4 separate regions of the Mus musculus genome follow, and all the other regions are linked to region 3. Evidence: chromatin loops called from intact Hi-C (ENCODE). Cell type or tissue: heart. All regions are shown on one strand. Each heading gives the region's core, and the rest is flanking DNA. Links, peaks and the distances in the headings are about the cores only.

The links. Peaks named below come from ENCODE experiments on the same cell type or tissue, not always from the same donor. Only the 100,000 strongest peaks of a DNase experiment are listed, where the experiment ranks them.
Region 1: a loop joins it to region 3, with 21 times the contacts of the local background. A loop is called at or near these places in 20 of 42 quality-filtered maps.
Region 2: it touches region 3 in a loop (5-fold over the local background); 8 of 42 quality-filtered maps call a loop at or near these places.
Region 4: it touches region 3 in a loop (2.8-fold over the local background); 7 of 42 quality-filtered maps call a loop at or near these places.

The regions. Positions count from the first base shown.
Region 1 is chr2:108,873,306-108,880,907 of GRCm38, reverse strand. It overlaps Gm39905 (a long non-coding RNA gene), which reads left to right. Exons shown (of 3, transcript XR_866639.1): 2 at 3,516-3,624; 3 at 5,139-5,428. It also overlaps the pseudogene Rpl35a-ps4. Among named protein-coding and RNA genes, the nearest start is that of Gm39905, 3.9 kb to the left of the region's middle. In heart, for the core only: a CTCF peak has its summit at 3,590 (motif pointing left); no DNase peak of the experiment used is centred there.
Region 2 is chr2:109,886,089-109,893,690 of GRCm38, reverse strand. It overlaps Lin7c (lin-7 homolog C (C. elegans)), which reads right to left and starts at 2,813. Exons shown (of 5, transcript NM_011699.3): 1 at 2,770-2,813. The coding sequence starts at 2,806. In heart, for the core only: a CTCF peak has its summit at 3,415 (motif pointing right); a DNase peak (open chromatin) is centred at 2,850; H3K4me3 peaks cover 2,160 bases; H3K27ac peaks cover 1,751 bases.
Region 3 is chr2:109,691,772-109,699,373 of GRCm38, reverse strand. It overlaps Bdnf (brain derived neurotrophic factor), which reads right to left and starts at 5,811. Exons shown (of 2, transcript NM_001048142.1): 1 at 5,465-5,811. In heart, for the core only: a CTCF peak has its summit at 4,344 (motif pointing right); DNase peaks (open chromatin) are centred at 4,363 and 5,783; H3K4me3 peaks cover 2,642 bases; H3K27ac peaks cover 1,525 bases; H3K27me3 peaks cover 3,005 bases.
Region 4 is chr2:109,276,667-109,284,268 of GRCm38, reverse strand. It overlaps Mettl15 (methyltransferase like 15), which reads left to right and starts at 5,979. Exons shown (of 6, transcript NM_029790.3): 1 at 5,979-6,076. Kif18a (kinesin family member 18A) reads right to left here and starts at 3,531. Exons shown (of 17, transcript NM_139303.1): 1 at 3,376-3,531. In heart, for the core only: no CTCF peak of the experiment used is centred there; a DNase peak (open chromatin) is centred at 3,518; H3K4me3 peaks cover 3,011 bases; H3K27ac peaks cover 2,425 bases.

The DNA of each region.
Region 1 (7,602 bases), core at 1,601-6,600, 820 kb after region 3:
CACATCTTGTCTGAATTAAAATTTTTCTTCTCTGAAAGATATTCTAACTTCCATCATAAAAGCTAATTGTGAATTTAAGAGTAGCAATGAGAAATAAACTTTCATACTTATTTAAGTGATGTTTTTATTTTAGGACATCTCTATGTTTATACCTAGTTTAAGCAGATATAGATTTTTGTTATAAAATGCAATCATATTCTCATTCTTTAAAAGGTAACATGTATTATCTGAGAAGAGATATTTTCATCAGGTTAGATGATCTTTAATTTAGCTTTGCCAACAATCACTCACTTAAAATGTGACTAATAGCTCATGCAAGAAGTGAAATACATCTTATTTCCATTACCAGTTTAGCAGAAAAATTTGGTTTGTAAGTCTTGTTTTGATATTGTGAGTCATTATTGTTTGGTTTGTAGTTTTTATAAGAGGCACTGGAACACATAGGATAGCTATGCATCTTGGAAAAGCTAATCAGATTTTTTTTTGAGCTTCTTCTTTTTTTTGAATGCTTTTATAACTTTATTTTATTTGTATTATTTATACATAAGTTTCATTTGTATCTAACTTATTATTTTTTTAATTAGGTATTTTCCTCGTTTACATTTCCAATGCTATCCCAAAAGTCCCCCATACCCACCCCCCCAATCCCCTACCCACCCACTCCCCCTTTTTGGCCCTGGCGTTCCCCTGTACTGGGGCATATAAAGTTTGCAAGTCCAAAGGGTCTCTCTTTCCAGTGATGGCTGACTAGGCCATCTTTTGATACACATGCAGCCAGAGACAAGAGCTCCGGGGTACTGGTTAGTCCACATTGTTTTTCCACATATAGGGTTGCAGTTCCCTTTAGCTCCTTGGGTACTTTCTCTAGCTCCTCCATTGGGGGCTGTGTGACCCATCCAATAGCTGACTGTGAGCATCTACCTCTGTGTTTGCTAGGCCCCGGCATAGTCTCGCAAGAGACAGCTATATCTGGGTCCTTACAGCAAAATCTTGCTAGTGTATGCAATGTTGTCAGCGTTTGGAAGCTGATTATGGGATGGATCCCTGGATATGGTAATCACTAGATGGTCCATCCTTTCGTCACAGCTCCAAATTTTGTCTCTGTAACTCCTTCCATGGGTTTCTTAACTATTTTGTAATATTGCACTCTTTTTCATTTTCTTTTCACCTTCTCAGATGGTCACTAATTCCTAATTCCACAAATAAATAAGCATTGAGAATCCCCTATATTCCAGTACTGTACTAGATGTAGGCTTAAAGAACAGTAAAACTAAACAGTCTTTTGCAATATAAATATTAGGAGGAAGAGATATTTTTCAAGTAAGAAAAATCGTTGCAAAGTTATAATTTTGCTACTGTCTGGAAGGAGAGAAGCATGATGCTTTGAAAGCATAGTGTGTTGGGATTTGACCTAATCAAGGAGGTTTCTTTCCCAAGGAAGTGATAATTGAACTGAGATCTGACAAAGGAGAAGGTATTAACTAGGTCCCTGGAGAAATTTTTTCATTAATTTAAAAAAATTGAAATTAAAATATAATTACATCATTTCTGCACTTCCATATCTTCCCTCCAAGCTCTCACATGTATCCCCTTGTTCTCTCTCAAATTATTGACCTCTTTTCTTTAAATGTGTGTGTGTCCCTAAATTTATAAATACAACCTTCTTATTCTGAATAATGGTATTCATGTGAATATAATCACAGGGCTGACAACTTGGTATTGGATTACCAACTATAGGCTCTTCACTGGGGAGACTATCAAGTTTTGCTCTTAGCATGCCTTCGTTGCTTATAATTCTATGTCTGTGTTTAGGGCCCCATGAGGTGTCCCTTTATATGTTAAGGTATCTATTGCTACTATCCTTGGGTATTTTAGAAAAAGAAATAGTGTCAGATATGGTTCACTTTTTTTAGTATCATTATTATTATTTAATAAATAATGGACTATTGATTTATCCTATGAAGACATTATGTGCCTACTTTTAATTCCAGGGGTAACAGTAACTCTTAATAATTTCTTGTCTGTAAAAGTATTGCAGTTTTGACACTGATATGCTCACATAAGTTTTGACTCATAAATAATTAATTGCCAATCATTAAATTCCTGAGGATTATTAGTAAAAACAAACAAATAACAACTGCATATTCCTATAAAAGGTGGTTTCTAACAGATATCATACAGCATCAAACCAGAAGATTGTCTAACACCAGGAAATTATGTAATGACTGTTCAAATAATATAAAATATTCTCCCCCCTCAGAGAGGACTTAAAAAAGTATTCTCCTATTCCTGTTTTTTTCATGAAACATTTCAGCTTCTCCATCTGAACTGAGACCGAGTCAACATGATTGGTTAAGCTCTTCTTATTGGGTACAAACTGAACCCAGATGTGAACTGAGTAAGGTAGTCAGACTTGCTTCTGATTTTGGCAATGCCAACAGTCAGTTTATTTATTTCATCAAAATTCTATATTATCTGACAATTTGGGACCATCCAGAAAAGGTTAAACTTCTGACTATTCATCCATTATACTCTAGTAATTACATTGTTACCATTCTCCAAGATTAAAAAAAAACATAAATTATTTCATTTTTATTTATTTTGTTAAGTGTTTGTGATATATGCATTTGTACTTTAGCTATCTAAAGAGCTGGATTTCAGGACATTTTAAAAGTGATATAACAAAGTATTGTTTAAAATAAGATTATCTTGAGACTTAATTGGTTAGTGATTGTGAAAAAAGAAATAGTTTTGTTTTTGTTTTTTACAATAGTAATATAACTGGAGAGGTGCAGAAGTCTTGCCTCTGAACTACTGTCTAAAATTAGTAGAGTCTAACTGGTTCATAGTTTGAAATGTTTGGAAAAGATAAAAACATACGTGCATGTAATCTTGTATTGAGGAGAATTTTAAGGTCAATAAACAGCACTTAGTTGAAACCACTAATGAGCTCCACAATGTGTCTCAAAGATCTAAAGTTTATTTTGCTTTTGTGAGACGTTGGTCTAACTTGTGGCTCATGCTGTCAACACACTAGACCACAGTCCTTGGCGGTCTCTGGTTTTCCTAACACTTGAACAGTGTAAGGTTCCAGGAGGAGTGCAGAAGCCCTGTCATTTAAAGCATATGGTTCTCAGCTTTGCAACAGGAAAAGAATTTGAGAGGTTTTGTCTTAAATCACCAAGATGTAACTCTATTAAAACCAATTTCTTGTTATTCTTTCATATCCTCCACAATGCTACATTTAAAAAAATATATAGTTTCTAGCAGAGTTGTCTCTGATGAAAATGTGGAATAAAGGATTTCACTACTACCGCTACTCCCCCTCCCAATTTACCCTTCAATGAGTTTGTGAATATGCTTGAGATTTTTTTTCTCATCAGTATAGTGGGAAGGCTGAGGAGGGATTGAAAGGGAAGAATTAAAATGAAGTAAAGAAAAGTTGTTTTAAATGTTCCTTCTGGCATTCATTGAAGACTTGAGCAGTTCTGGGATTTCTCTCATTCTGTCTCTAGGTTCTCCCTCAAGAGTTCCATAATCCTTAGCTCTATACTTGGAACAATAGGAGTGCCCTCTGGTGGACAAAATATCATTTTTATGTTTGGTGCATATGTACTGAATGCGGTAAGTATGGAAAAAATACGTCTTATGTTTCAAACAGCCTTCATTGAACTAATTAAATACGTAGAAAATAAGTTCCCCATGTTCACACTAAAGTGGTGACAAGCAGAAAAGAGACCATAAAGTAAGAGGATAAAAGCAAACCGTGGTGGCGATTGGGTCCCATTTGACACCACCATATTGCCTTGTAGAACTGTACATTATTTGGAGCCTAAACTAGAAATTCAAACATCTAAGGGGAAAGCCAACAGGTCTTCTTATTTGCAAAGGTTGGACATGCTATCATAAGGACCCATGCATTAATGAAATTACTTGAGCATAAGGAAAGACTCTGAAAGGAATGTGAGTGCTGGTATTATTGACTAAAGTACTTTTTAGTTGGGGTAGAGAGGACTCACAAAGACTTTTTCCCTTATGCTGGAAAAATGCTAATGGTGGACCTCTGGAGGTGTTAGGACTAACATAGCACATCTTCTTATTGTTTTCTAAAAGATCTCTACCTTATTTTTTTGGAGAATGACACATTAGAGTCTGAAGACAGACTAATTTGGCTCATATTTTGAATTACCTTCAAATTTTGATTGGCTAGATGGATTGCAACAGTAAAAATGAATGAAGCCCTGCAGTTTTTGATAGTAGAATGATGAATGTTTAAGAACTTCTCCTATCTGGTACTTTTGATGTGTTTGCCAATGTCCATGGTGTAATTTCCTCATGATGAAGTTCATGCTACCTCCTGACTTCTCTGAGGATACAGTTAAAAGGAGAAGCATACAACCACTCCTGATAAGCCAATCACTACATGAGATTATTAACCCATAAAGAGAAATTAAATTTTCCATGTAATTTTAACAATTGAGACCATATATATATATATATATATATATATATATATATATATATATATATATATTATTATTATTATTATTTTGTAACAGAAAGGGAAAACAAAAGTAAAAGTCATTCGAAAGGCTTACTGCAGTAGAAGAAATTATGTTTTAAGAATAAATTTGCTATGTCACACACGTAACATAGTGCTTAACATCCCCTGTAGTATTTGTCCTTTCTCTCTGTTTCTAGAACCTTGTTAAACGCTGTTGTTAGGATAGATCTGTATAGTAAGGGTGAATAGAATGACAAAGGAAAATTAGCAGTTCCAAGGAGATTTCAGCAACTCACCAACTCTTCTGTATGAAAGCTTGTCTATTGAATCATGAATTTCTTGTCTTCTGTAGATCTTAAGTAAAAAAAATGCTCACATTGAATTGACAAGTTTTGCCTGCATTTATATTTCTCAGTCAACTATGATGCTTACTCTGCTCTCCATAGAGATGATTTTCTGAAACTCCCTCTTTAAGGTACTTCATACTTGTATAATCCTAGGTCTTTACTTCCAGACTCAAAGGTGATTATACGCACCCCTGCCCAACTCCAGCTCCTGGGACTGCAAAAGGAAGAATAGGGTCTGACTGCATTTTCTACCTAATCTTTTCCATGATCTTCTTTTGTTCTTTCAGCCACTGGTAATAAAGCCCTCAGCAACTCCCATTTCTGCCAATGATTCTTACATCCTTGTGCTTAAGGAACGGAACTGCCTTGCTTGTGTCTGCAAGTGTCTTCAAGATGACTGCAACCCATGCATGAAAATCAGCAGCTTTTCGTGGAAGACATGTGCATCAAGGACAGTTTCATTGGAGTTCTTACTGTGTGAATTCAGCAATTCACTGCATTACTTTGACACTAGCTTCTCTTCTGAAGATAGCAATGCCTGCCTGTTAGAAAAGCTGAAAACAATAAATTAGATACTACCCAGTAACTGCTTACAAAACATGTGGAATATTTAAAACACAATTCTATTATCAGCAATAATAATTTTATACTAGAATTATTTTAATTAAAGTTAAAATTTGATCATGAGAGTTTAGTCTTATATATTATTGCATAGTAAATACCTCTTTAAGAATAGTTTCTAGAGCTTTGGGGCCCGATTGCTGGGGCCTGCTGGGAACAGGACTTCTAACAGCAAGTATGTCTGGAAGGCTGTGGTGCAAGGCCATTTTTGCTGGCTACAAGCGAGGTCTCCGGAACCAAAGAGAGCACACGGCTCTTCTTAAAATTGAAGGCGTTTATGCCCGAGATGAAACGGAGTTCTACTTAGGCAAGAGATGTGCTTATGTGTATAAAGCAAAAAACAATACAGTGACTCCTGGAGGTAAACCAAACAAAACCAGAGTGATCTGGGGAAAGGTAACTCGGGCCCACGGAAACAGCGGTATGGTTCGTGCCAAATTCCGAAGCAACCTTCCTGCAAAGGCCATTGGACACAGAATCCGTGTGATGCTGTACCCATCCCGGATTTAAACTAATGGAGAGTAAATAAATAAAAGTAGATTTGAAAAAAAAAAAAAAAGAATAGTTTCTAGGTGAGAAAGCAATCAATCTAAAAATAGCAAAAGATACAGAGAATGATTATGTGGCAGTGTAGCCCAGTTGGCAGAGTGCTTGCTGAATACGACTGAAGCCAAGCTAGACATGGTGTCACAGTCCTTAATCCCACTTCTCAGGAAATGGAGGCACAGCCATCATAAAGTCACGATCATCCTTAACCACAGAATAAACTATATAATGAGTTTTAAGTCAGGCTACAGCACATGAGATCCTATGTGGAAAAGAAACAATGAACAGCAAACAAAACAACACAAACAGAAAATGATATACATTTCCTTAGACCTGAAAAGCAAATTGATAGCAAGTGTAGTCTAATTCCTTTTATATGCCACATTTATTAACTTTTGCATCCTGGTTTCCATGGCTATTTTCTCACCTTTAGAAATAATTTTTTCACATGTTAGTTCAAGGAAGGACTCACTCTGTGGAGGGTCTGGGGCTTTTTGAAAAGTGGTATTTAATTCTTTCATCTCTCCAGGAAAACTATAGAGTTATTATACCATTTGTCTGTTCATTATCTATCTACTCTTTGTCCATTCATCTATATACCACCTATCACCAATTTATCGTCTACCTATAAGTGTTCTATTTATCTATTACCTAATCTATAATCACTTTTGTCCTCTTTGTTTCTTATCTTTCCTCCTTTTCAACGTTTCTTATATTTCTTCTTTTTCTTCCTAATCAGGTAATCTCTCCACCCATTTAATAGATAAACCCTTCTCCAAGGTTCCCATATTTCAGGGAATTAAATGGCTTAATCTAACTTAATCTAACCAGCCTGAAGCTTTATTTTAGTTTCTTTAACCCAGGTTAATGATGTAAGTAATTAGTTTTGGTCATGGACAGTTTTAAAATGAATATCAATGAAGAAAACATGAGAGTATTTCTATTCTATATCCATATTAGAGACTCTGATTTTTATTGTCTTTGGAATATATGACAGGATTAAATCATTTTTATGCCTTCAAAAATCTGCGACAGACTTTCTAATCATAAGATAAATTTGAGCCTCTTAAAAAAAGAGTTTACAGCCTTCAGAAAACCCAAAAAGCAAAGTAACAAAACAAATTCCCTAGTCCTAAAACCCATAGAAAATACTCATTCACTTGTTATGATGTCTATGTGTATTTATATGGGGTTTTAGCAGGCACATATGTCCGGGAAGATACGTATATATTTTTTAAAAATGCCACTTACTGCTTCACAAATGATTGTTTTGGCAACCTAGAGTGCACGAAAACCATCTCTTCTTTTCATTTTTAGAGATAGCCCACTAATTCACTGTGCAAAGACAGTACAGCTTATTTGCCTAATTGAGTTGTGTTGGATATTTAGAATGTTTTCATTTTATCTTCTTTAAAACTGCTGAAATTTATATACAAGTTCATGATCATGAACTGGTGCTTGTTTTTCCATGGATGACTTAGAGGTAGAAGTATTCAGGGATACCTTGATATCCAGATATCATACTTCAGACAGAATACTCAGATCTTCCAACTTTTCGGCTGCTGAATTTGCCTTGAACCCTAA
Region 2 (7,602 bases), core at 1,180-6,179, 190 kb before region 3:
TTGGTATGGATTAATTTTAAGAAATATTAAGCCGGCCAGTGGTGACGCACACCTTTAATCCCAGCACTTGAGAGGCAGAAGCAGGCGGATTTCAGAGTTTGAGGCCAGCCTGGTCTACAGAGTGAGTTCCAGGACAGCCAGGGCTATACAGAGAAATATTAAAGTATTAGGGGCCAAAGACATAGTTCAGCACTTCCTGAATCCTAGCACCCACTTGGTCATCTCACAATTACCTAAACCTCCACGGACCTGACACCCTCTTCTGCCACGCCCCTCTCCAAAGTCTCCCAACATATACAACTTAAAAAGAAAAAAATATGAAAGAGCTACAAACACACACACACACACAGACACATTTAGCATATTAGATAACTGTCATTGGGAATGTAAAAAATGTGAACAAAGAACTTTAGAAAACTCAACTTCATGTTATAACACTATTAATCACAATCTCTGTTCTGAGTTTTTTCCTAAGGTTTTTCTGAACCCCAGCCTCAGTATATTCTTATTGCTAATTAAGTAGCAGTAAATTCTAATTAAATTTAATTAAGTAAGTTTGAATTGTGCTCATTTGGCTCCAAAGGTTAGGATACCTTAGAGTCTATATAAGTCTATATACTATCCTATATATTCTGATCCTTGCATACTTTGACTTAACTAGAGGAAAGTTTTGATTTCATGCCACGTTAAAAACCGGACATTTAGCCGGGCGTGGTGGCGCACACCTTTAATCCCGCAACAACAACAACTACAACAACAACAACAACAACAAAATACCAGGCATTTACTTCACAGAATTAGTTAGGACTTTGCATTTGTTTATGAAAAAGTCCAAATAAACTTAGTAGAGAAGCAAAAAGTTGATTCAGTTTTAGATAATAAAAGTTTAAACTGCTATTAATCAGTTAATCAAACAGACCAGCTTTGCTCTGATGTCCCACCACCAGAATGGCTAGTAAATGTTGTTTCAGCAGTTGTTGATTTACAGTCACAATACATTATCCACATTAAAATCCTACATATACAGCTGGGAAAACGGCTCAGTGGCAGAGTGCTCACCTAATATGTACAAGGCTCTCAACTCAATACAACATGGTGGGAAGAAGGAAAAGAGGAGATAGGAGAGGGTAGAGAGAAGGGAGACACTTAGAAATGAGTTAAACACTCTATACCAAATATATGCTCATTAAGTTTGTGCACCAGTGAATTGTGCTTTGATGATTTTGAAGCAAACAGGAACTTGGTCATATGTACTGGTATTTTGCTGTGGAATTGTACTGTGGAACTTTTGAGAATATGCTAGGTCTGTTAGAATTCTTGATCAGAATCGGACTTGACACCAACTGCCTTGCTTATCCTGCTAACTGGCAAAAACCAACTAGGACTTCATTCCTACCAATATTTTGAGCTTTCTACTGTTTAACTGAAAAACTTCCTAACAGCAAAAAGCAGATGTCAGAGGGAAAAGGTCCACATTTTGTGCTTCATTTAAAGATACAAAAGAACGCCATCTTGTTTGAAACTTGCAACTCTTCTGGTTAACACCAACAGATTTGTTCCTGTGTAACAATGTGTTCAAAGCACATTGACACCGTAGTACTTGAGGGGAAAATGACACAGCTGTAAGCCTACCTTATTCTTTCCCAAGCTACCCTGTCACAAACAAGTTCATTTATTTAAAAAGAAACAAAAGGCTCCCATGGTCACTACAATAAAAAGCAAAACGAATCATAATCAGCACAGTGTGTGAGGAAAGAGGTTCTATTACATACACAAATTTTATAAAATGATTTCCTTCTTGGACGATATTGAGATTATAATTGTGAATACTAAATATATGCAATGTCAAACTCCATCCCAGGCGATGTTTGCCAACAGCACTCGAAATGCTTAACTGGTACTTTCTGGTTACTATGACTACCGAATTGTACAAAGCTTGTTCCAGTTGTCTGAAATTTAAGTTGGGGCAGAACAGAGTACAATACTGGAAAGCTGCAACTGGACCCTGGGAGAGTCTTTTCACAGGCTTCTCTTCAATCGGGTTGGTTTTTCTTGGCTGTTTGCTCTAAGAAGCAATCAACCAACCAGGTTTCCAAGTGTAGGGTTTATGAGTATGGAATTGCATGGCACTTAAAAGTGACTTACAATCAAATCACTACTCCACCTAGTTATGTAATCTCCTTCCCAAGATCAAGTCAGTTGGAGGGTTTTTTTTTTGTTTGTTTTTTGTTTTTGTTTTTGTAAGCATCCTCTCCGTGGCTGGAGGGGTGCGAAAGTTAGGAAAGAGCAACTCAAAGCCCGGAGGCTGTGGTCACAGTACTGAAGGAGTCTGAGTTTTAAATGGGGGCGAGGGAGTTTCTGCGGGAATGTGTCTGTGTCGGCCAAGTGGCAGAACCAGGCCAAGAGGCCACACTGATCTGTTCGCGCACACTGACCGTAGACAGTGCCGGGCTGCGTGGTGGCCTCGGCTTTTAGGGTCTATGAAGCTGAAAGCCGATGCTGCGGTGCGGACCCAGGGAGCGCCCGTGCCTACAGCCGTGGGCAGGCCGCTGAGCCGTGCTGTGCCCGCCGCCAGCCTCAACGGCCGGCTCTGGCGAGCTTTCAAACGCCAGCCAGCGCCCCCCGCGAGCAGCGCCCGGCGCCGAGGCCGCCGAGGGCTTCCGGGGCTCAGCGTCCGGGTCACCTTGCCTCCGCTCCGGCCCGCAGGCAGAGCGGTTCGTAGTCTCGACCCGCCCCACCCACCGCGGCCGCGACCCCCGCCGCACTCACCCCTTTCCAGCCGGACAGGTTCGCCCAGCGCCGCCATCTTCTCTTCGGAGGTGCAGACCCACAGGAAGTGACGACAGAGGGGCCGCGGTGGACCAGGCCGAGAAAGCGGAAGGGCGAGGATGGTAGTAACGCGAGAGCTAGAAGGATGCGGGTAACTACGCAGAGCGGTAGCCGGGGACGCTTTGCGACCGACGGGTGGCCTCCTTTCGTGGGTCTGTGCTCGTCCACTTCCAACAACCTGAGGTTGAAAAGAACCGATGTCCCGAGTGTCCCCTGCCTCGGGGAAGTCAGGACCTTAGTTCCGGCCCTTACCCGACCGACGGCAGCCTCTGACCGTCTAGGCTGGTTTCCCCATGTCCGAGTCCTCTTATAAATTCTTAATATCCTAGCTTGATCTAATTTAAAAAATTTACAATTCGAATTTTATCTAAAACTCTCTTTGAGCAGAAAGGTGGGAAAAAAAACAACCGGGAGAGAACGCTTTGGTATACACGAAGTATTGTTTTTAGTTAGCCGATTCAAAATCTGCTTGTGAATGAAGGATGAAGCATAGATTTTGTTTTATGGGTACATTTTGTAATTTGTAAGAATTTTTATATTAATGGGTGTTTTGCCCTTATGTATATCTGCACCATTTACAAACCTGAGGCCACAAGAGGGCATCTATTCCCCTGGAACTGGAGTTACAGATGGTTGAGACCTGCCCTGTGGGTGTTGGGAATCTAACCCCAGGACCCCTGGAAAAGGAGCCAGTACTCCTAACAGCACTGTCTGTCATCTCCAGATCCTCATAGGGCCACTCTTGAAGACTTGGTGGACCCAAATATTTTTAGTCACTAATTTCAATGAAATAATTTTTGTGAAACTTGGATTTGGGTAGCAAAGATCATAGTCCAGTGTTAAGTTTGTAACACCTGCACGACAGGATTGTTTTAATAGCTGGTTGCAGGTGACCCATTCTTTCCGTTGAACTGCAGTTTTCTACATGTTGTTATTAGGTAGTTGAATCCCACCACTGGGCAGTAGCCTTCAAGCTTCCTCATGCTCCATACAAATGACACAGGTTTTCTTGGCTGACAGGAGCTATTCTTATGAGCTGGGGTTACACATTACTTACTTTTCCAGAGACTCGAATCTGCAGACTTGTACAAGCTACACAAATCTGAGCTTTATCTCTATCTTCTGCTCCTTTGGAGTAGTCTTTTTCCATGTCTTTGATGATAAACACACAAAAAATCCCAGAATTCCAGGCTTACGCAGAAGACCATAAAAGTTTCCAGAGAATAAAAGGTCACCTTCTAAGGACTAGAAATTGAAACAGGATGCACTTTCTTTCCTTAACACAGCTGGAAGGACTCTGCAAGCTATAAAACTGTTACAGAAAATTGAATAATTCTCAAACTAGAATTCCCTCCTTGTTTTCTAGAGCTTCCATAGTGAAGTATAACAAGCGGAATGTTTTAAAACCACAGATAATTGCCTCACAAATCTGAGAGCTACAAGTCAGGAATAAAGGTACTATGTTCATTTCTAATCTACAGGAACCCTTCCTTGTCTCTGCCTGGCTTTCTAGCAGTTTTCTGGAAGTCTCTGGTGTTCCTGACTTGTGCTACTCAGCATCTTAGTTAGGGTTTTACTGCTGTAAACAGACACCGTGACCAAGGCAAGTCTTACAAAGACAACATTTAATTGGGGCTGGCTTACAGGTTCAGAGGTTCAGTCCATTATCATCAAGGCAAGAGCATGGCAGCATCCAGGCTGGTATGGTGCAGGAGGAGCTGAGAGTTCAACATCTTCATCTGAAGGCTGCAAGTGGAAGACTGACTTCCAGGCACTTAGGAAGTTGCTGTGATAGCCCACACCCACAAGTGACACACCTACTCCAACAAGGCCTCACCTGCCTCAACTGAGCCATACCTTCTAATAGTGCCACTTCCTGGGCAGAACATATGCCAACCATCACACTCAGTCTTTGTTTTCATACTCACATGGCAGTCTCACTATTATTTTCGTCTGAGCATTTTCTTAGAAGGAGACCAGTCCTATTAGACCAGGGGAGGAGACCAGGGGCCTACTCTAATCCAGTATGACCTCAGCCTAAGCTACATAAACAGTGTGCTACTACCACTGACTTATGATTCTCAGGTATGTGTGGTTTTTTTAAAGGGAAGGAGCCAACTTATTAAGCTGATAAAATTATCAGGAGAGAAGTCATACTGAAAGACGTTTTAGGGGGCATGGGTATAGCTCAGTGGTTGAGTATTTGTCTAGCATGTCTGATATCCTGGGTTAACCCCCAGCCCCACAGTTTCATACTAAACATATAAATTCTTCTAAAAAATTACTTTCCATACATACTTTCTCAAAAGCAACTAGGAAACATGCTCCATCAGAATTAGGAAGTTATATTGCCGATGTAGCTTAGTGACAGAGCAGTTGTCTCAGCACTCAGAAAACAGAACCAATTAAGACGACCCTAGAATACTTGTTTCATTATTGTCTCTAGAGAAACATAACTAACAGAATGTGTACACTCACATGTGTGTACAATCATGGAACACAGACTTACTGTAAAGATTGCTTCAAGTGATCATGAAAGATAAGATATATCATGATCTGTGGCCTGCAAGATGGAAGCATGAGAAAGAAGACAGTAGTAGTCTCAGTACAAAGCCACAGGTAAAAAACAAACTAACAAACAAAGAAAAAAACAAAAACAACAACAAAAAAACAGAAGTTAATGCGGGTAGCCCTACTTTGTGTTTGGTGATCCCATGATCAGAACCGCTGGGCTAAGGGCAGAAGTATATGACTCAGTTTAACAAGAGAGAAGGCTGCTTTTGTATGCTCTTCTGTAGTATCTAGATCGTCAAATAGATAGATTAGATGATGACTACCCACATTTCTTCTTTTTAATATTTATCTTTAATTTTTTTATAATCCCACCATTATCCCCTTCCAGGTCTGACAGTTCCTCATCCCATTCTTCTCCTCCCACCATACCTCCATTCCACCCCACCTCACCCTGCTAGGCCTTCCCACTCCCTGGGGCCTCAGGTTTCTCAAGGGTTAGGAGCATCTTCTCTCATTGAGGCCAGACCAGGCAGTTTTCTGCTGTATATGTGTTGGGGGGCCTCATATCAGCTAGTATATGCTGCCTGGTGGCTCAGTGTCTGAGAGATTTTAGGGGTTCTGGTTAGTTGAGACTGCTGGTCTTCCTATAGGGTCACCCTTCTCTTCAGCTTCTTCCAGCCTTTCCCTAATTCAACCATAGGGGTCCCGGACTTCAGACCATTGGCTGGGTGTAATTATCTGCTTCTGTCTCAGTCAGTTGCTTGTTGAGCCTCTCAGAGAGCAGCCATGCTAGACTACTGTCTGGAAGTACAACATAGCATATGTAATAGTGTCAGGCCTTGGAGTCTCTATTGCTCAGGGGAGAATTCTACCTAAGCCACCTCAATAAAATCATACAGAAAATAAGCCAACAATGTCTCAGAAACTGCACCCTGACTTCTGTGCATGGTGCAGCCTTGGGGACTTGGTCTTCCCAAGGGAAGTTGTGAGCAAGAGGATCCACTAAAACTGGATGACAGTTGGCTTATAAAGGGTCATTAAGACATAATGAGGCAGAACAGTAGAGCACAGGTAAAAATTTTCTTCCATTCCAGGAAGTCTGACACTCTCCTTATATCTGTGATGCCCAGGCACGTATATAGTGTGAATACATACTTGCAGGTAGAGCAGTCATACACATAAAACAAATCTTCAAACCTCAAAAAGCAAAGTTACAGTCCTTCTGTCTGACTCTGCAAAGTCCTAGGAACACAGGCACCTGCCACTACAAACCTGACTAAGATGGATTTTAATAAAATGAAAGACAAAAGCAATAATATTAAATAAGGTGAAACAATTTATTTTATCTTAGGATCTAAGTTGTGTTGGTCTCATATTTTCAATTAGAAATATCAACTCTTGGTTATAGGTTTTATGAAAAGGTGTAGGAGACCTACATTACAAACACAATTTGATTGCTTAGTGAGCACAGACAGTAGGGGCAATAAGATGGTGGTAGGTAGGCAGGACAAAGGTGCTTGCAGCCAAATCCGAAGACCTAAGTTCAGTCCCTGAAATGTACAGTTGAAGGGAAGAACTAACTCCCAAAAGTTGTTTCTGAGCCTCACACATATACACATATGCCCTCACACAGACACATAGACCAGGCTGGCCTTGAACTCAGATATCCTCTTGCCTCTGCCTCCCTAGTGCTGGGATTCAAGGTGTGCACCACAACTGCCTGGCTCTGTGTGGTCTTTTGATATGTTGCCTCAGTTATCAAGAATGTTGAGGAAGACATGACAACAAATGAAAATTACTTGATGCATAATGTATAGCAGCTAATATAAACATTTATTTAAATATATATTCCTTAAAACTTTGGAATTTTAATAAATCAGAATCTCCAGGAAAGTCTCAAGTAATATACATTTTTCCTATGTATGAGTTTATTATTGACTAGCTGCTGAGAATTGAACACAGCCCTTATTTGTGCTAATAGTGCTGGAATCAACATTTTCAAAACTCTCAGGGGTTCTAACACAGCCAGACTGACTCAGTGAACTCTATTTGAAGTTCAAAAGATTATTTCTAGGGCCTTTTCCAACTAAATTATTTTCCTCTACAAAAGCACAGGGCAAATTATCAAGAGAATTACTATAATCATAAAAAGAATATTCTTGTATAAAGGGCAGCATGTCCAGCTGATTTTAAAATTAGTTTTCAAGTATTTGAGGTATAGGTAAAGAAGAGTTTTATGAACTGCTTCTCAGAGGGATA
Region 3 (7,602 bases), core at 1,483-6,482:
GGGGAAGGGTGCAAGGTGGGTAGAATAGTGTTTAAAACTCCCACTCTACTTACCACCCTCTATTTTATTCTTAAATCTTCTCAAATCATTAAAGTTAAAATTAGATCAGAGATGAAAGATATTCCTTAAGATCTTCCTACTTCATTTATTTGGTGTTATTATATCTCAGAAAGTGGAATGAATTGCCAGTGGCAAAAGGGCAAAATCAAAACCTTTGCATTCAGTGCTACAGTATAAACCCTTGAAAATGATGAGAAAGAGAGAGAGAGAGAGAGAGAGAGAGAGAGAGAGAGCAACCTTTGATTCCCAATTTTACATTGACTAGCATGTTAAAGTTCTTAAAGGTTAGTGTAAAAGTTGAGCTGTGGAGTTGCTTGCTTTAAAATCCACCTGCAGAGATAAATGTTACCTGTCTCCCTCTCCCCTTCACACACACTCCCCAAGCCTGCACAGGGTGTCAAGAAAGGGAGGCAGTAAAGATTGATATGGCAACAGGATGACTTACTGGGAAGTCTGGGGAAATTCTTTAGTAGGTACTATGACTTCAATGTTTAATGAACTGCTTAAATTAATTTGAAACATTTATCTGACTTTCTATTACATACTTAGCAAATTTCATATAGACTAGTTGAAATTTAAAAAAACAAACTGATTTTGGATTAAAAAGAACAATCTGAAGTACAGTGACTTAAAAAAAATCATGTAATTTTTTTTGTATTTCCTGGTTATATTGAAATTAGGATATCCTCCTTTGCCTGCCTTCCCTCCAAAAAATGTGGAGGCATATCAAAACCACAGAAGGTCGTCATAAAATCCCAGTCAGACCAAAGCAACTGAGATGAAAGCAGATTTAAAAGCGCCAAGGTTCTGTAAGCTTTCAAAATCAGGACATTACGACCATGACAACCAATGAAAAGTTCTTTCAAGTGAACCTTTGGGGAAAACTACATAACATTCATTACTCTCTGGGAACTTTGGAAATAACCTTTTACTTTATTATGCCTGCCACTGAAGCTTGTAAATTTATGTTACTCCCCTCGCTCTCCAAATGTAACCATCCTTGAACTTCAGGCCATGTATAAATGAAACTTCAGGACAACTAGCTACTCCATAGCCATCCACAATGTTTGGTCAGATTTACCTCACCAAAGGTGTGTCTCAGAGTTTGTAGTTGCACTTTGGTACTTACATAAATGAAATTTGCCATACTGCTTGTAATTCATTCTTTCTTTCATCTATCTATCTATCTATCTATCTATCTATCTATCTATCTATCTATCTATCTACCTATCGATCTGATAGCATTCCCTTCCCCCTTAACAATTTTCAAATACCCATGCAACTACTGAGTTTCGTCATTTTTTTTTTAAATCTATCAACAATGACTCCATTATTCAGTAATTGGGTCCATAACTTTCTGAAGTTTTCATATTCCTGTGATAGAGTGATGGAAGTTTAGTAATTCTTTGAAATATAAAATTACTTAGGATTATTGCTTTTAGGCCTTTTGGCTAAGATCAAGTGTAAAATTATTTAGGATTAATAATCTCATCCCTAAGTGGAAGATGGAGGGGCTTTAAGGATGCACTTCCCTAAGTTTTAAAGTACTAAAGCTTTAGTGATGTTTCCAAGGGTTAACTCCCCAATGCCAGTGACAAACGGATTTCATTTGCCAACATCATTTACTTCTTAGCATTACTCCATACTAGACAGAATAAATGGAGGCCAGAGTGTAACCAATACGTCTACTCATTCACTTCTGATGCCCATCTGGGCATGTTATCCATCCTAATAAAGAAAATTTATCATAATGCAACTTAATGTGATTATCCTTCAAATGGCTCCTTCTGCCTCCAGTGAACAACAGCCAGCATTTTCAAGTTGGAATTCTGCAAAACTCTCTTCTGATTCCTCTTTAAAATGCAATTCACAGCTTGAGCTCACAGAGCCTGCCAGTGGCTGAATGGCTGCACTAGGCGGCTGAGAGTCCTTCAATTAAGCAGCAATTTTGCAATTAGTGGAAACGAAGTGCTTCATAACAATTGTTTGAAAACAAGTTGAGACAAGTGAGCAATTACCCCATTAAAAAGAGATACTCACTGTCACAGGACCAAAAGAGCCCCCTCACACAAACGGAAACCGTCCCCACAAGGAGAGAAACACAGGCTGGTGTTTTAACCATTAGCAGGAGATCAGTACACTATAACTGCTGCAGCAGGAGTGTGTCTTCCATAACAGTCAAAGGTTTAGCTGCCCTCCTCTTGCTGTGTTCTGTTTTCATTCAGAAAATCCACAACTGCTCTTTGCTCTACTCCGGGACTAAATTCCTACACCTTAAATTCTTAATGAACTACTTGTGTGTGACCTTTCCTTCCATGTCGTGCATCTCAGATTCTCTTGGTGATTAGAAGATAACATCTATAGAACCCAAATCTGCCAACTGTGCTACAATTTACAACATATAGGGTATGTGGAGTGTGGGGAAAGAAGGGGGGAAGGGGGAGATGGATTTTACTAAAGGCTTCAAAGATGAATCTAAAAAAGAATAAAAACAAGCTGGTTGCTATACTATCAGGTGGGCGTGCTCAGCCTGCTCCGTGTGCCAAGCTACAACCCAGAGCTATTTATATTCGGAAGAAATGAGATTATTGGGACTATTAAAAAGAATTGGACTCTTAAAACATTACAGGAAGCTGGGAACAGCTTATATTTTAATGGTGCCCCCTTTAAAAGAAAATCCAAGACTTTGTGCTAGGATTTTAGAAATTTGCATTTACATTTAATATGATTTCTCCCTCCCAGCGAGTCAAGATGAACTAGAAGTAACCCAGCTCCTTTTCTCTCTTGGGACCTTTAGGAGATTTAAGCAACCATGGCTGCAGTTTAGGCAAATGATCACTTTCTAGGTTCCTCTTGTATGCAGTTAAAAGGGTGCATACTTTCAAGGCATCCTAAACCAGATTTCCTAAATGATTTAATTTCTGGATGCATAAAGGTTTGCAATCCTTTCAAATGACCTTAAGTAGCACCCTAAAACAAGCATGATTCCAAACTACAAACTAAGCTCTGAATGGGCTGTGAGAGACTCTAGAAGTATGTGAAAAATTACTGTTAGTCTGTTTTAAAAAATGTTATGTCTAAGTGTGTCTGCAATGGTCTAATGCTTCAAGATGTCTACGTCATGCACAACAGTCTTGTTTATCTGGGAATTATTTCTTTCTTCCTGAATCATTTATAAACAGGAAAATTTTAATGACGTAAAACAGTTCTCTATACAACGTGTGTTCTGTGTCGTTGTATTTACTATTAATATTTACCAATATTTATCCCATTTTTACAAAATAACATAGAAGAGGAACAGAAAACAACTTTATGATTCTGGAATTCCAATAATGGTAACTACCATATTTCAAATTCCAGTAGAGATTACGTTTCAACAAGTCTCTCTCTCTCTCTCTCTCTCTCTCTCTCTCTCTCTCTCTCTCTCTCTCTCTTGCCTTGGGGAGGAGGGGAGGAAGAACAAACCAAAACCTCCAAACCTTATGAAAAATCAGTGAACTGCAGTAATTATTTTTAAAGCTCCCTAATGTTATTTCATCCTCTGCGCCTGACTAAGCCTATTGTGTGTAACAGCTTGAACCGCTCTTGTTCTAACCTCAGATACCTCCGACCTGAAAATAGTGTCTCAAACTTACAGGGGCCCGGATGCTTAGAGGAATCAAACCCGTAAATAAAATAAATAAATAAATAATGCAACAAGACAAAACAAAAATCAATCGAAGGATCAAAATGGCTTTTGACCTTATAACTAATGTATAAAAGAATCGATTTTTGGAGAAGAATTAAAAGAGGGGTATATTTTTCAGTAAGTTGATCCAATTGTTGGGAAGGGGGAGTCATTTAGCCTTTCATATACAATTAGATAACAATTACTGTTCCTAATTATACATCGCTTTCTTTTTAAAAAAAGGATAAGTTCTAGAAGGATTAATAAACAGGCAGAAACATACTTCCAGACAAGAACATCCTGTATTCTTGTGAGAGGGGCTAAAAGGCTGTTGTTGACGCTGAGAAGACGGATATTTTAGGATGCCGGGAAGACCCTCAAGTAAGATCAAGAAAATCCTAGCACTTAGTCAATGGTATCTCAAAGCACCCCGGCAACTCAAGGAAAGAAATGCAACAAGCCAAAATTCCGAACCGAGCCGCACATCTTCAGGAAGCTGTTTCAAAACGCCACTCAACAAGTTTCTACTCGCAACCCCCATAACGACCAGCAAAACTGCCCCTAAAACACTTCCCCGCCCCCATTCGACGAGCCCCAGCAGCTACTCTTGCCAGTGTGGCCAGAAGAGGGCACCCTCTACCTTCCTAGCTCAGCTCTCCTGGCCCTCCCCTCCCTCCTCCTTGGATCCTCCCTCTCTCCCTCCGGCTCCCCCCATCCCCAAGTCCCCATCCCCAGTTTCCTAGCCCAGGCTCCACCCCCAACTCACGAATTGTTTTCACTAAAACACCAGTTCAAACTCAAACTCACAGCCTGTGGCTCACCGCCCTCAGCAGCCCCGGGGGGAACAACACCACCCCCCCCCCACCCCCGGCAGCAATTTCCCCTTCTTCCTTGTCATCAAGCACAAAGCCCCCATCTTCAGCTATTTCTTTCTACGCTTAGGTCGCTTATCCATTGCTCTTCCTGTTTCAGCATCCCTGGAAATCAAAACTAGCCTCTTCATCCTCCATAAACACCCAACCTACTCCCGGATGAAAGTCAAAACTTTCACTTCCTCAGGAGGATGCCCAAAGGGAGGTGCGCAGGATGGACAGAGGGTCGGATACAGGCTGTCCTGGAGTTCCGCAGACCCTTTCAGGCCCCAGCGATAAGAAGGGTCCCAAGTTTTCCTAGTTAAACGTTGACCTTGGACCTGTAAGTAAGCTTTGGTAGTACTCCCTAGAGAGCAGGTGACAGTGAACAGCCTGTTGTGATACCCAGGAAAAGAGATGAGGACAGAAGGCGCCAAGACCCATTCTCGGACTACACACCACCCCGGTCCAAATTTGCGTGGAGAGTGCCTAAGCCGGTGGTAAGGGCTCTCATCCCAGCCCTGTCCCGGTGCCATCCGTCTGAGCCCCCAACAGCTGTCGCTCTATATCTCTCTCACCACCCTTCCTCGTCTGCGGGAGGACTTCGGGGATCCCCGGGACGCAGGCTTAGCTCCCATGGCGCAAGTCGTCCTCTTCCCTTGGCTTTTTCTCTCACACTGAAGGGATTCCTGGGGTCGCACTGTCCCTCAGAGTCGTGGGATCCCGGGAGAACGCTCCCCAGGAGCAAGCCCGCCCCTCCGCTGTCCCGGGACGAAGGTGAAGCCGGAGTTCTGCAGTCCCACAACTTCTCAGTCCCCTAGCCAACTTTCCCGGGCGCACGCGCCTCTGGCTCTCGCACTTAGCCCCACGCCCCGCAGTCGCCTACCTCAGGGTCCACACAAAGCTCTCGGATCCCCGGCAGTGGAGTCACATTGTTGTCACGCTTCTGGTCCCTGCGCCCTGCCCTGGGCCCCGTGCGCTTTCTCGTCTGCCCCAAGGCAGTGGTGGCAGTTGAAGGAACCGGGTCTCATCAAAGCCTCCCAGGCGGAGGTGGCGCGCCGCCCCAGGCGGTTTCCTTCTCCAAGCCCGGGAGTCCCGGGCGCACTGGGAACCGTGCGACAGCCAGCCAGCGGGTGCGCCCCGGCACGGCAGCAGCGACGGGCACCCAGAGCTCAGCCAGAGCCAGGCACTGGGGTCAGACATTATTTAGCTCTTCGGTTGAGCTTCGATTGGTCAGACAGCGCCGCCCCTATCCCCTCCCTGCTCCGCCGCGCCACCGATACCCATTGGGGTGGCTGCTTAAAGGGGACGACGCGCCTTTTCCTTGCGGGGGCTCAGCCCTCGGAAGCCCTCGGAAGCCCTCGGAAGCCCTCGGGGTATCCCTGATCGCCTTGCACTGGCTTCTCTCCATTTCCCCGGAGCTCGCTGCTTAAACCCAAAGCTCTGTGCCTGCCCTCTGCGGTCTCCGCAGGGTGCCCTTTGCTAGGAGGGGTGGTCGAATCCCGGTTCCTAGGCACCCTACTCCCCGCAATGTGCTCTAGAGTAGGAGGAAGCGAGTGTGAGTCTCACACGTTCAAATCTTTCTCCCCTGGTTTGCAACTCTCCCCATCTTTTCCATCCCAGCACCCAAGTTCTGTGGGAGAGGGCGTGCATCCACCCCCACCCCCAGGCCCCGGCCCCAGACACACCTTCCCGCACCTTCCCGCACCACAAAGCTAGAAAAAGCGAACACACAATGAAACTACACAGAGTGTGCGGGGTTATGGTTTACTCCGCTACCTTAAACACATCGGCTTAACCAGAGTTTGCGCCCTGACCTCTCCGGAGTGTGCCTAATAGAATTCAATCAAGATAATAACAGTATTTTTTATTAATGAATAACCCCGGATAGCATTACACCAAGTTACTGCTTCTAGCCGGGAAGCCTAGGCAATAACAGACCTCACTAAAGCCATATGCTTCCCAGCAGACCAAACGGGGGCGGGGGGGGGGGTGAGGAAAGAGAAAGAAAAGAAACCCACCTTTTTCAGTCACTACTTGTCAAAGTAAACATCAAGGCAGCTGCTCTGGGGAAGACCGGTCCCCAAGGTTCTAGACTCTTACTATATATTTCCCCTTCTCTTCAGTTAAAAGGGGGAGGGGGCGAGTCTTTGGTGGCCGATATGTACTCCTGTTCTGCAGCAAAGAAGTTAAATTATTGATAGTGGAAATTGCATGGCGGAGGTAATACTCGCACGCCTTCAGCGAGAAGCTCCATTTGATCTAGGCAGAGGCTGGGAGATTTCATGCTAGCTCGCCGGGGGTGGGTGGGGGGAGCGGCAGCGAGAGCAGTCCTCTCCTCGGTGAATGGGAAAGTGGGTGGGAGTCCACGAGAGGGCTCCACGCTGCCTTGACGTGAGCTGTCATATGATACCTCCTCTGCCTCGAAATAGACACTCTAGTGCACGAATTACCAGAATCAGAATTCCGCGCATTTAAAATGATACATCTTTTATTAGAAGAATTCCGTTCCAGGGCATTGCATGCTTTGTAGATGTTTTCACTTCCAGTCCTAGCAAATTCACGCACACAGAAGCCAAGCCTGTCATTATCTAGGCAGCAACAACACATCAATATATATATGTATATATACTTAACCAGGATTTAGGGTGAGGGGTGGGTAGCTCACTAAGCCCCCTTCCTCTAGAGCAGAGAGTGGTCTTTGGACCGTTTTTGTTTGGTTGTTTGATTTTTTTTTTAACCTATGAGAGATCAGTTACATGACTAGGTTCTGGAGGGCTACTTTCATTTAGCTGTATGATAAACTCTGCCAAGTGTCTACCTGGATTGCTGCTTTGTTAAACGTTGCCCCTCTAATCCAGCCAATAAGTAAAGGCTAGGGCAGACAGACCTTTATTATTCATTTTATTTTATTTTTTTTTAGAAAAAAATATAAAAGAACAAGAGGGCAGTATTGAGCACGGTGCCACAGCCTCTTGTTAACATAATCACCTGTCTGAGGATTAAAAGAGAGGCTCCTTCTTC
Region 4 (7,602 bases), core at 1,590-6,589, 420 kb after region 3:
GTCGGAGAGAGCAATAAGCTTGTGCAGACTGAAGGTGAGTTGTTGGCATGGTGAATTTAATTCAATCATTTATTTCTTTTATAAGTGCTTAGTTTCAAATGCCTGGATGTAATTTTATCTGAAATATTTTTTACCTTTAAGAAATATATTTCTGGAACCAGTGTCATGGCCTAATGGATAAAGGTACATTCCTGGGATTCACGTGATAGAATTGCTTCCTATAACTTGTCAGCAGATCTCCACATACAGTTATGCATATGCCCACAGACACATAAAACACACATAGAAAATAAAATGTAATAAATTTAAATGTATATTCACACATAAACTTCTGGACTCGGGTTATTTTGAAAAAGCACATGAAAAGTTTTGAGCAAAAATGATGGGGATATGGGAGGAAGTTACAGGTAAAGTTGATCAAAACATATTGTAAACATGTATGAAATACTCAAACAAAAATTAAAGACATGTTACATGTATATCTCATTGTGTTGATAGTCTCAGTGTTACAGATGCTGGTCTTCAGTACCTGGGTTTAATCTGACCTCCCTCAGCCTCCTCAGTAGCTGAAACTACAGATGTGTCACAGTGCCTGGTTTTTACATTTTGATTATTCTGTCTGCTGTAGGTATTCTAATAAGAAAATTGGACTGTGAGTGGAGCTCTGTGGGAGGGCACAAGTCTTAGGTTCCGACACTAGCATGGAGGAAAGATGGTTTATTCATTTTCTTGACTTTAGAGAGTAGGAAAGATGTATGATTCTTTAAAATTATGGTCAATCTTTCATTGTTTAAAACGATAAAATTAGAATAAGGATGGGACCAAGCTTTTAAAATAGTTAATGAGGATTAAAGAGTTTAAAGCTAATTGGAACTTTCTATAGTTATTTTAAAATGCAGTAAGGATTCAAGTGATACTTGAGAAGAAATTTTGACAGTCTCTTAAAGGAGTTTTAAGAAGTACAATGTCAAGTGTAACTTTGTGTCTCAACCTGCTACAGATTTTAAGATTGATCTTATTTCCTATTCCTCTTTGTTCTTTAGCTAGGGCACCAGAAAGCAAAGATTCCCTTCTCCTACATTAAAGTGATGTTTTCTTTTTCAAACATGGCTAAAAGTCTGGTATCTAGTTGATTCTATATCAAGTACAAAGACCATGTTTAATATGAAACAGATAATTGTTATCTGTGGAATAGGATGAAGATTTGCAAATTCTTTTTGGACAATGCTTTGAGAACAGTATAGACCCTGATCAATTAAGTCATATTCCATCTTAAATGGTATGCTGTTAAAGAAGAAACAAAAGAGCCAGTGGTAAGATTTTTTTTGGTGGGAATAAAGTAAGTCTATAGATTACAGTAGACTATTGATCCATTCCTGAAAGACTGAGTATAAAAGAGGATGATGAAGGGGCTCTAACTGGCAATATTCAAACTAAAGAGCAAATGGTATTTAAGAGCCTTTCCTGCTACAAAATTGTATGATTAATCTATATGTTAGGAAATATAAGAAGAAAAAGAATGCTGAAATGACGGCAAATAGGATTATTATTTTAAACCTATACAGTTCTCAAATATAAATAATAATTAAATTAATAAAAGTATATAAAAATACATAGAATCCAAAAGGTAATTTACTCATGTATAGGCCCTGAGAATTTTCTACATAAAAATTAAAATTATATACTTCCTTTAAAAAAAATAAAAATACTTAGGTGGCATTAAGGATTCTACACATTCTAGATATACACTGTCATTATACATATATCACGTAATGACTGCAGCAATAAATTAATAGTCTGCCAACATGCACTCCCCTTCCTGTGAATTGTTATTTAGTTGGTATGTTTGGATTAGAATCTATTACCCCACTCCCCATCACTGCTCACCTCTGTGTTTTTCCTGGAAGGAGTGAATTATGAAATGTAACTTGGTTTTTTTCCTTTTGTTTTTCTGATACCATACAGTAAGTATTCTTAATGAATATGATTGAAAGGCTTTCCCCAGGTCAGTATGGTGGTAACAGTGATGCTCACATGAGTTACTCTCTGCCAGGAACCATGGCAGACACTTCATACCCAAGTCATTCAACGCGCATAATAACTATGCAAGGTTGCCTCACATACGGAGGAACTTAGTAATGTTTCCAAATGTTATTACTAATATGACAGAAAGCGGACCCAGCTACAAATCCAAATCTCATGACTGAGAAAAAGAAAATGCTTCCAAACAGGTGTATAGAAGCACAATGACATAGCTACGAATTATTCCCAACTCAGGTAGAAAATTCTGATTCGACATGGTTTAGAACAGGGACCTTGCCTCATTTACAGTTTCTATCTGGCTTAAACCTTTCTGTCAGTCACTGATTTGACTGCCTTACTAACACGAGGGAAGATTATCAGTATTGGTGGTGGGCCAATTGTTTTTCTATTGCCTTTCATAGCATTAACAGCATAGTCAATTTATAGTGTCTATTGAAAAGTATAACTACAGTGGGACAAAATGCTCTTTAAAATAAAAAAATCTTAAATATCTGTAAATACTGGTTCAATGAGAATACCTCTCAAGGCAAATCATTCCTGCTGACTGAAATAGTTCTTTTCATACACTGAATTCAATAGCAAGTACTATTTATTAGCTCTGTGGGATTCATATTCTCTAACATCAAAGGTCAAGAAAACCTTCCAAAACCCAAGGTAGGAACTGGACAAAGTGGACTGATGTCACCAACAAAATTAGTTCTACTCCAGTAATCCCCATTCATATTATAATGAGCAACAGTCAGCATTGGCTTTTTTTGTACTAGGCAAGGCAAATGAGCTCCTGCTGAAAAGGCTGCAGAAACTGCAGGATTAGAGGCTGCTTTCTGGCCTCCTGGCACTTTTTTGTCTTTGTTTCTTTTTTTCCGTGACCTTCAGCATCACAGGTGAGCAGTCAGGGCCGGTTTTGCTTGAGGCTACAACTGGGCTCCAGACTGACCTGACAGCCTCTCTGCACAAAAGCTCCTCCCATGAAGTAAAGCCCAGAAGTCGCACACTCCCATGTGCAGCCCAAGCAGGACACTCTGAATTTGGAATCCGGAAGGAACCTCACGCTCTAGGAGGCTGAACTGTGAGCGTCCTCAGTTTAAGTCTGAGAAAGGGACCAGCTTCCCCTCGGGGTTCAGTGGCGAAGCCTAGAACCTCGGTGCTGAGAAAGGCTCGCCTTGTCATGCACACTCGGTAGCTCCGGGTCTTTCCAAGCCGCAATACCGAGGGGACCCTCGACCTGCATCGCCCGCCGAAAGCTAATTTGTCGCCTGACACCGGATCCTCCACTCCGGCGACCCTCGAATCAACCCACGCGTCCCCAGACACAGCGCCCACCTCACTCACCTACAAGAAGTGACCGTCACAACTTGGCAGAGTTGGCTTCCAGGCGCTCCAAACACAGCCACAAATTCAAACCCAAGCCAGCTTCCCCAGCTATCCATCTCATTGGCTGCCGTTCGGATGACGTCAGCACGTCAGACGTTTTCCTGAGCGACTCGCAGTTTGGCGCCAGAGGCTGGGCCTCAGATGCCGGAGGAGAAGTTACTTTCCTGGGCGTCGCCGTGGCAACGCGCGCGGTCGTTTCCGGCAGCCGTGACGGAGGTGGGCGGAGCTCGGGCGGCGGTGCAGGTGGGAAGCAGCCACCTGGGATATTTAGTATTGCCACAGTCCTAGGGTCTGGGGTGCCCTGGGCTTTGGGTGATGTTTCTCTTAGGGGGAGAGGCGGAGTCTGCGGGCCTGTAAAAGGGCCTGGGTTATTTTGTCCTTTTTCCCTTTCTGATTAGTCAAGTTCCCAAGGATTAGGACTCAGGCTTTGGAAGGTATGGTGCCTCCATGTGAATTAATTACAAGTCCCAAGTCTTCTTTTGTCAGGGTTTCCTGGCCTGCTCCCGTTATTACTGATTAAAAATATTTGGTATTTGCGAAAATATTTGCTATTTGCCAGCATTTAACATGCTCCAAGTATGACCTTACAAACTAAAAATCACTTAAATATATTGGCCTAGTCACATTATTGGATCATGGGCTTCTTGTTTCAGATTGCATTATTTCTGAATGTATACATTAGAAAGAAAAATGCATTAAAAACATAGGGAATATTAAAAAATTGGCAGGGTATTTTATATTTGTATTGTTGGCTAGGCAAGCCTTTTATCAGTTGACATTCTCAACCCTTTAGAAAAATTTAGTAGTACGATCTGAATTACATTGTTATTGTTTATATGACTCTATTTAGTAAGCAACTCTTACTTGCAGATTTTAGGAGCATATTAGTACACACTGAAGTCAGCATCCCTTCCCTCCTGGAGTTTAGATTTCTGTAAAAATAGGATGTTACAGGGCAGAGGATTTATGCATGTGTCTGTCTATTGTCTATCTATCTATCTATCTATCTAATCTATTTTATATTTTTAAACAAGGTCTTGCCCAGTAGTCATGGCTGGCCTGGAACTTGCCATGTAGACACAAATGGGCTGGAACATATAGAGATCTTCTTGCTTCTGCTTCCTGTGTGCTGAGATTAAAGGCATAGGCCACCACACCCAGCAGTGCAGAGTACTATTAGTCACATTTTTACGTTGAAATCCCATAGATTATGATTATGTCTTAAATCTACTGAAGAAAATCAGGAGAGTTGCAAATTATACATTATTCTTTGTTTTATGAATTTTTTCTGAGCCCTGGAGAGTGCGTCAATAAAGTGACTACTTATTTCTTATTATAGTATATGTACCAACTAATGCCATCATCATTTTTGTGACATTGGTTTGGTAATAAAAATGAGGAGAGTTTGCAAGGCAGTGGTGGCACACGCCTTTAATCCCAGCACTTGGGAGGCAGAGGCAGGCAGATTTCTGAGTTCAAGGCCTGCCTGCTCTACAGGGTGAGTTCCAGGATAGCCAAGGCTACACAGAGAAACCCTGTCTCGAAAAAAAAAAATGAGGAGAGTTCATTTTGTTTTAAATATTCTTTCCATATATAGTGCTTGACCTTTGGTGTCTCAGGCATATTTTTAACCCCTTAAACATTACCTTACTTTATTCTCAAAACAGACTATAAGATATAAACATATTGTTTTGATTTTATTAGGAGAAAACTGAAGTGTTAGAAAAACTTTTATAGGGAAGTATTTCTCTTGTAAAAGAAACCAAGTCAAAATTAGCCATTTGTTTTTAAAATACTTTCTAGGTCAAGTGACTATAATATATTTTAATTTAGTTTGAAAATATGTTTATCTTGTTATCTTGAAAAATTATATTGGTAAATGACTAAGTAGGCATGTACATTCCATCTTTGTCTTGTTTTGACATTCACACTATATAGGCTTCTTAGTGTTACAAGTGTCGCCACATGTAATCCCAATACTACCCATTTAATTTCACTTCTGCATTGCACTTGCTTGATAGCAGGGTTCCACTAATGAGATCCATACTCTCCAGGAATCATACATTTGGTTAAAACAGAGAGGTTTTAACAATACAACCAATACTATTATTGTGCAGTTGTCAACTCATGAATTTGGCAGAAGTAATAACAGGACGAGAGAACCTCATGCTTTTTAACAAAATTAAAGAGTCGGGGTAGGGGACCGGAACTTCCCAAAAGTACAGGGTTAAGAAGGTTGAAATTTCCACCTTTGGTTAGAAATTGGATGATGCATGGAGCCATTATTTTATAGTAGACAGAAAATTGAAAGTTACATTTAAACTTTCGCCAGACATCAAAACAATTCTTAAAGCAAGCAAACAAACAAACAAACAAACAAACAAACAAAATAAAACCCCCCAAAACCCTTAAAAGTGAGATCTTGTTTTTCCAGGATGATCTTTTGGAAACCCCTGACCCACAACACCCTTTCAAAGTAGGTGCTGGGAGCAGCGGAACTAAAGGCAGACACACTTCAGTTGCTCCGACGGAAGGACGAGGGCCGTCTGTCCGTTCTTACAAGTTTCCCCCACTCGGGACTTAGGTGTACGCAAACAGGTTCTTCTGCGTTTTAGCATCGCGGCCGGCCCAACTTTTTTTGTTGTTTTTGTTGCCTCAGGTGAGGAGAAGTCCCTAGTTCAGGGTTGGAGACAGGGCACTTTTGGTGTTGAGGTTGTGGGGAGTGAATCCCCCGCCTGTGAGGAAATAAGCCCCTCCCCCGTCCCCTCCGGTGTACTGCCGGCCTGGCTTTGGAGAACCCCAGCTTTCCCACCCTTCACTTTTAAGATTGGCCAGGGAAGGCTGAGATCCTTTGACTAAGGGGCGCATCCTCCCTTTTCCACCCCCCCCTCCCCGCCTTAGCCCCCGCCTCCAGCCCCCTAGGTCGCGTTTCTAGCTTTAAAATTAGATTTGTAACTTTTCCTCTCGGGACTAATAGTAATTGTTAGCATCCTGAAGGAAGTTCTATTTATATGGCTCCTGTTTGTGTTCCCACAATTGAACATGGCCAATTTTGTGGTTTCCAGGACTTCAGGGAACCTTGCCCATGTAGAAAAGCTAAATGACCCAGTAACAGTGCATCTGCTTTAGAGGCCAGGTTTACTGACTGGCAGTAAATTAAACAAGCTCACAAGATTGCGGAGAGATCTGCTTTTTTTGGTAGTAGACTGGGCTACAAAGAAGGAATTTCCTTTACAGTTTGAACTCAAAAGATTTTTTTACGGCACGATCCCAACAAGGAGGGTTACTACAAATAATCTAAAAACTATATATAAATAATCAACTATTTGTAACCCCTTCTCCATGTTTACCTGGGTTACAAGCTATATATATATATATATATACACACACACACACACACACACACACATATATATGTATATCTATATACATATATACTTAATCTTGAATGTAGTTAAATACATGAAATTTGAGTACAGTAAAGAATAAAATGCCAGTAGAAACAATTTGTTGTCCATTTTTATTGCTTTACCCTCACATTGTTTTGAGGTTTTTATTGGCAGCAGTGCTTCCAAAAAAAAAAAAAAAACCCAAACAAACAAATAAAAAAAAAAAACAAAAACAAAACAAAAACAAAAGTCAAATCTGCACAAGGGCCAGCTCAGTGGTTACTTGTGTTCTGCTGGGACCCTGAGTTCAGTTCTCAGCACCCACATCATCCTACTTACCGCTGCCTGTAACTGTAGCTGGGGGTGTGGGGGTGTGGGGGTGGGGTGGAGGAGACACAATGCCTTTGGCCTCTGTGGGTACTTGCATTCTTGTGTAGCCCCAAATATAAAAATCAGTTATTAAAACTGGGCATAGAGTATAGCTTGTTTATTCCAGATTCTATTATTTTGCCTAAATACTGTGTGCCCTTACTTAGGTATAATTCTACTTAGGTATAAACTCTACTTAGGTATAATTCCAAGGTATAGGAGACTGTTTCCATTAACAATATAATTCAAGAGATACTATATATACACATAGTTTATGTACTGTACCTTTAAATTGCATGGTTACATTAAATACTTCCATTAGGTTATGTTTGTAACACTGAAGATAAAAGATTTCAGGCTCTGAAGATAAGCCTCTTGCATTACAGTTACAGTTATGGCTCTGACTATGTGGCAAGCTATTTAGTTT